2 separate regions of the Homo sapiens genome follow, and region 1 is linked to region 2. A link is a contact called in ENCODE Hi-C data. All regions are on one chromosome and are shown on one strand. The core of a region is the stretch at or near the end of the contact, and the rest is flanking DNA. Distances in the headings are between cores, read along the strand shown. Region 1 holds the start of LINC03100 (long intergenic non-protein coding RNA 3100). Region 2 holds the start of LINC01237 (long intergenic non-protein coding RNA 1237).

Region 1 (3,197 bases), core at 583-3,082, 210 kb before region 2:
TCAACAAGCATATTTTTTCTTTACAATAATAATGGCAAACATTTATTAGAGCTTACTATAGGCTATGCATTACTCTAAACAATCTACATATGTTGTCTCATTTAATCCTCATGCTGTCCTCCAAGATAGAAAACATTATTCTTGTTTTACAAGTTTCATTATCTATTTTATAGATGAAGACACTGAGGCAAAGAGTTCAGTGGAGCTGGGATTCAAAATGATGGAGTCTCACTCCGGGATCCATGCTCCTACCCACTATGTTTATAATAGCAGTTCCTGAAAACCCTATTAAAACAGATGCCATTAAATTATAAGCCTTTTAACTTTTTTTTTTACCGTCTATTACAGATCACTAATATGATTTCAAGTAATGATGAATCTAAATATAAAGGCACTAAAACAAGGAAAACAAGACAGGAAAGAAAACTCTAATCCATTTTAAAAGACCACATGTGTTTCCCTATTTGTTTTGCTTAAAAGTGTGGACAAATTTGATCCAGAAAGGACATTTAAAAAAATGGCACACTGAGGGCTGAGAGTCAGAAATAAGATTTACTGTAAGGACTTACAGATAATCACAGATTCCTCATGGGAAAGGTAAACATGTAAAGACGAGGAGAAAACAGAATATGAAAGAGTAAACGTCTTTTTTGATTAGGGCCGGATGGTAAGGATTTGGAGGCAGCAAGAGACAGCTTCATAAGGGAAGAAATGGTTCTCTAGATTCTTTAGTCTTCAAAATGAGTTTGAATAGACCCAAGGACAGAGGTGGAATCTAATTGAGAAAAAGGTCAAATTGAGCTTACTGTGAGGGGAAGGATGCAAAATTAGTGTCTGCTGCAAGAAAAATAAGCATGGAAAGAAATTAAGGGAGGAGACAGAGACAGAGCCAGAGCCACAGACCAGGAGTAGGGAAAAAAAGGTAAGCAGCAGACGGGGCAGAGTGGCCTGGAGGAATGAGGGGTCACACCTAGCAGGTGCCCACCGGCGAAGAGGCAAGGGCCGAGCCCGGAGGGCAAACGCCGGCAGGAGTCGTCCCCGAAACACCTTGCCCAGCGAGGCGGACACAAGCTCGGGCCTGCAAGACGGCCCAGGAGGGTGGGGGCGGGAAGGGGTCGCAGAAGGTGGGCAGGGGAAGCGGCTGAGGACACGCGATGCACCTGTGGGCGGTCCCCGTGCCCACCTGACTCGCCCGCAGCTCCCTGAATGAACCCTCCACACCCGCCGGCCGCCCCCAGACCCCACCTGACGCGCCCGCGGCCCATCGTCCCTTCCTGACGCGCCCGCGGACCCAGACCTCAGCAGACGCGCACGCGGCAATCCCGTCCCCATCTGACGCGCCCGCGACAACCCCGTCCCCACCTGACGCGCCCGCGACAACCCCGTCCCCACCTGACGCGCCCGAGACCCCCGGTCCCCACCTGACGCGCCCGCGACCCCATGTCTTCCCCTGACGCGCCCGCCGCCCCCGGTCTTCACCTGACTCGCCCGTGGCCCATCGTCCCCACCTGACGCGCCCGCGATCCCCAATCTTCACCTAAGGCGCCTGCGGCGCCCAGTCTTCACCTGACGCGCCCGCGGCACCCCGTACCTACCTAGCGCGCCTGCAGCCCCCAGTCTTCACCTGACGCGCCCGCGTCCCCCAGTGCCCAACGGGCGCGCCTGCCACCTGGGCCGGCACCTGACGGCGACCAGGCGATTATTGCCGGAAGTGGGCCACCGCCTCTCGGCGCGCCTCAGGGAAGCCCCGCCCCTGGCCATGCTGATTGGCCGGCGCGGATTCGCGTGGCAGTGTTGCTGCCGGGTCCTGACGCCCGCAGCGTGCGCCTGCGTAGTAGGCACTGCCCCGCCGTCCGCGCGCGCCCAGAGTGCCGGGCGTGGAGGTGTGGGGGCGCGGGGGCGCGGGGGCGCGGGGGCGCGGGGGGGCGGGGGCGGGGGGGCGCAGGGACGGGCGCGGTCAGTGCCTGAGATCCCTGCGATCGCTGGGAGATGACGGTGAAGACCTGAGATTTAGGCCTGCGCGGCGGGTGACGACGCCGGTCCGGGTCTTCACTGGAGGACGCTGGCCGGGGCCTTCAGGTGTTCTCGTGGCCTGAGGACGCGCGTCCCTGAGAATGTGCGTGCCCGCGCCGCGCGGGTCCCACAGGAGCCTGGGCAGCCCCGCCGCCGCATTTCCACCCTGCGGCCGTATTTCCACCCGCTGGGCGCCAAGCCCGGGATGACTGCACTCTAGGGCATCACTGCGCGCTCACACTCAGCATTCAGGCACAAGCACGTTCTCTTTATAAACAGTTTCGAATCTTGTCGAGTCTTTCTAGAAGGTTGAAATGCCCTGGAGGAGCAGCGTGAATAGTTTTTTCCAATTAGGAAAAAAGAATGTGGGGCGGCTGGAGGGAGAGAGGCAGGCCGAGAAGGCCAGGTGCGTCCAGGAGCCGCAGCCCCCGTGCCTCAGTTTCCTCCTAGAAACATGGAGGTGGCGGTGCACGCTACAGGATTTCTGTAAGAACAGATGAGTTAACGTGTGCAAAACATTTAAAACAGTGTCTGGTGTGTAGCAAGCAAATATGAGTATTAGTCTTTTCCTTGTTAAAATGTGTGCATCTACATTTGGTGCACATTACAGGAAGTGTATAGTATGGATTCATATTTTGGAAAAGTAATTTTAGAAGTTATTTCTGATGTGCTTATTGTAATAGTGTTTCTTGACCACATGCTTTTAGATAATGTGAAGGCAATGAAGCAGGCAATATTGCTTGCACATCCCCAATTTAAACACCTGTCTGTCCCTCCTTCCCTCTCTCCTTTCTTTTCTTCCTTACCCTCTCTCTTTATTCCTTCCTTCATTCCCTTCAAGGTTGCGGATTATTCCATTATATAAATGTATCAATTTATTAGAATAGTTTCTATGATGTCTATGATGGGCTTTAGATTGTTTGCAATAGTTTGCCATTACAAATAATGCCCAGTAGTGCTGTGGTTTGATTTAACTTGTGAAGGTATATTTCCAAATAAATCGCTATGATTGGATTGTTGTGTAAACCAAAAAGTGTCTGAGGCAGATCACAACTGATATAGAGGTTTATTTTGCCAAAATTGTGGATTTGCCTGGGGAAAAAGAAACACAGGTTACAGTAGGATTTTTGGCCTGTACTTTTTTCCAAATATTTAAGGGAAAAGCGCCGGTAGGAGGGGAAAGA
Region 2 (3,115 bases), core at 152-2,651:
CCATCAAAATATTACACAAAAATTGTAGCATAGTCTTAGAGGAAGATTTGTGACTTTAAATACTGACGACATTTCAACAAAGAAGGTACACAGTGATCAATACACTCATGAAAGGGTGTTCAACTCACCCGTCACAAGGAAATGCAAACTAACGCCTCACTGAGATCTGCCAAACTTCTGGTGCCGACTGTGACCTGGCCGCGCCTGCGGGGGGCAGAGGAGAGAAGGAGACTGGGGGTGAGGTCCACGTGTCCCAGGCAGGGGGACAGAGGCCAGAAGAAAGTGGCTGCGGGTGAGATCCACATGTCCCAGCCAGGGACGGAGAGGAGGGAGAACCGGACAGCAGCATCTGCTTCCAGCCACGTCACGTGTTTGGAGAGGCGGTGTCACCTCAGTGTGAGGAATGGCCACTCAGGACACGTCTGGACTTCCTCCCAGCCACCTCTCACCAGGGATCAGAATCCCGGCCCCGGGGACCCTCGACCCATAAACATCTTGGGCCTACAGCACCACCAAGCACGCCACAGCCTTGGCCTGGGGCTGCTTCAGAGACACCGCACGGAGGGCTTCTCACTTCCCCAGCCAGGAGCCACCCACGCTGCACCCGGGGAGGCCCCAGTTGCATCTGTCCCACCTTTCAGACCGAGCCAGCCAGAGGCGCCCAGAAAGACTATGCCAGGCCTCAGCTGTGTTGAAACCCAGGTTGGGGACAGTGGCAGGACCTGTGCCAGCGTCTGCCCTTGCTCCTGGCTGGATTCAGTTACTTGGCTGGGCCCCAGTGAAGGCGCAGAGGGCACCACCACCTGCACAGGAAGGGAAGGAAGCCCACAGCAGAGCCAGCACACGTGTGGCCACGCCCCGGCCCAGCCCCCCCTCACACGTGGCCACACCCCCTGCCCAGCCCCCTTACATGTGGCCACACCTCCGATCAGCCCCCTTCCACACGTGGTCACGCCCCCTGTTCAGCCTCCTCGCACATGACCACGCCCCCGTCCAGCCCCCGCACACAGGGCCACTCCTCTAGCCCAGCCCCTCACACGCGTGACCACGCCCCTTAGTCTCCTCGCTCGTGGCCACGCCCCCTGCACGGCCCCCTCGCGCGTGGCCACACCCCTGTCCAGCCACACACACACACACACACACACACACACACACACACACACACACACGCTGGGCCACGCCCCTACCCAGCCCCCTCACACGTATGGGCACGCCCCTGCTCAGCGCCCTCACACGCATGGCCACCCCCCGTCCAGCCCCTTAACGCGTGCTGCCCCGTGCCCACCTACAGCGGCCTCCTCCGCACCAGGGCTGACCCAGTGTGGGGTCCAGGTGGGCTCTGGTAGGCCCCCGGGCAGAGCTGTGCCCCGCGTCACTGAGGATGCACAGAGAAAAAGGAAGGGGCGGAGGAAGCGGAAACCCGAGCAGCGCTGCCTGGGCGTGGCAAGCCCGCTAGTTTTCCCGCCCGCTCATCTGCTTTCCCTCCCTCCATAATAAGTGTGGCACCTGGAGTGTGTGACTTTCATGATTTTCTTTTAGGAGAAACATAACGCAGTCCTCTGTCCCGCCCCTCCTGCAGGGAATGGTCATGGGGGCGTAGTTAACCCCATGCGTGCGGAGGTACACCTTGGAGCCCAGCGCCGACACAGGTCAGGAGAGTGTTAGCCACTGCTGAATGACTCCTGTTGTGTGCAAAATTGTTTTGACTTTTAAAGACTACACACAACCCATTCTGCCATTATTTAGGGTGAATTATACTGCTGGGTCACAAGAAGAAGACGTGGCTCCTCTTGATGCTGAGGGAGGCCTGGAAGTCATTGCTGGGAGCTTGGGAAGAGGGCTCCCCGAGGCAGAGCCTCCCAGGGGACAGAGGCGGCCCAGCGATGACCTGGGAGGTGAGCACAGGTGTGCGGGGCCCCTCGGGGCCCACCATAAGGCCCCACAGCAGGCCCTAACCTCCCCCATGTGTCCTAAGGCAGTTCCATTTGCATTGGCAATGGTCATTTCACTACTTCTGACCTGGAAGCGAGGTATATGTTTGGAGGTGACACGAGGCTCCCAAAGGGGTGCTATAGGGCGCCTTTTCTTATTTTATAAAACTTACATCGAAATGAGCCGCACCCTGAGGGGCAGCCCACCTGCTCACCCCTGGAGGGACTCTCCCAGGGCTGAGGGTCTTCCCCAGATGCTTCACCCGGGCTCCTCCAAGTGTGGGGTGGCCTTCAGTCTGCTGCGAAGAGGATGTGGGGTGTCTGGCAGCCACTCTGCTCTGGATTTGCGGGAACCTCTGCTGCCTCCCTGGTGCCCCTTGATTGGCGCTGGGTCTAGGAACCCCCTCTGGGTTGGAACTGGACTTGAAAAGGTCATTTTCTGCCTGCACCCACCAAGGCCACCTGGGGCTGTGGAGCCAGGAAACCCCTGTCACTCTCCTCAGATGCTGGCCCGAGGGCACCCTCAGTCTCCCTGAGTCCAAATCACCTTTTCTTCCCAAATGACCCAGCAGCCTAGGCCAGCCCCAGCTGGAAAGACTGCTCCCCTCTCTCCTCCGCTCTGCTCCCCTGCCCTCTCTTCCCCTCCCCTCCCTTCCTTTCTTCTGCTGGCGGAAGTCCTGTGCCAATCCCACATCCACATCCGTCACTGCACTCCTGGATCACACCTGGACAGACACAGAACTAGTCCTGGGAGTGATCCCAGGGCCAGGACCCTAGTAATGAGTTATCTAAATGTCTCTGGGTGTCTGGAATTGGTTCTCTGCTCCAACTAGCTTTAAAGGCATTCACGCTCTGTTCCCAGGGGTACCAGGGTGCTAGCTGCCCACAGGAGTAGCATACAGGCACTCAGATTGCCACCTGCAGACATCTGTAATCAAATGGCCATAGGATGCCTGGCCCTGGGCATCAAGGGAAAAATTTAGGGGTGTAGCTGGGTGGGCGGATGCTTCTAAGTGTGCTGGAGAACTTGGGGAAAAAGAGAAAGGCCTCCAATTTAGCCCCCAAAGTCCCAGGCAAACAGGGACACTTGCCATAACAGGTGGAGACATTCCCCAAAGGCTGGGAGGCAGAGTGGAGGCATCGCCAGGACCCCAGCCCTCTGCTGCCTCTCCTGTACAGAGGTA

What was found. Hi-C counts contacts between places; a loop is a spot of excess contacts on that map. Pooled maps may share reads with other maps.
Region 1: a map of naive thymus-derived CD4-positive, alpha-beta T cell shows a loop between it and region 2 (12-fold over the local background). The contact joins the promoter of LINC03100 here to the promoter of LINC01237 in region 2. A Hi-C loop is called at or near these places in 1 of 168 maps with a recorded cell type or tissue (naive thymus-derived CD4-positive, alpha-beta T cell), 6 of 37 single-sample maps with no recorded cell type and 12 of 50 pooled maps.

The regions. Positions count from the first base shown.
Region 1 is chr2:242,087,200-242,090,396 of GRCh38, reverse strand. It overlaps LINC03100 (long intergenic non-protein coding RNA 3100), which reads left to right and starts at 1,832. Exons shown (of 1, transcript NR_186294.1): 1 at 1,832-3,046. LINC01881 (long intergenic non-protein coding RNA 1881) reads right to left here and starts at 1,764. Exons shown (of 7, transcript NR_130702.1): 1 at 1,596-1,764.
Region 2 is chr2:241,879,649-241,882,763 of GRCh38, reverse strand. It overlaps LINC01237 (long intergenic non-protein coding RNA 1237), which reads right to left and starts at 1,401. Exons shown (of 4, transcript NR_110220.1): 1 at 1,286-1,401; 2 at 129-204. It overlaps LOC105373978 (a long non-coding RNA gene), which reads left to right and starts at 1,437. Exons shown (of 3, transcript XR_924077.3): 1 at 1,437-1,649; 2 at 1,747-1,895. RefSeq lists an enhancer at 1,381-1,971.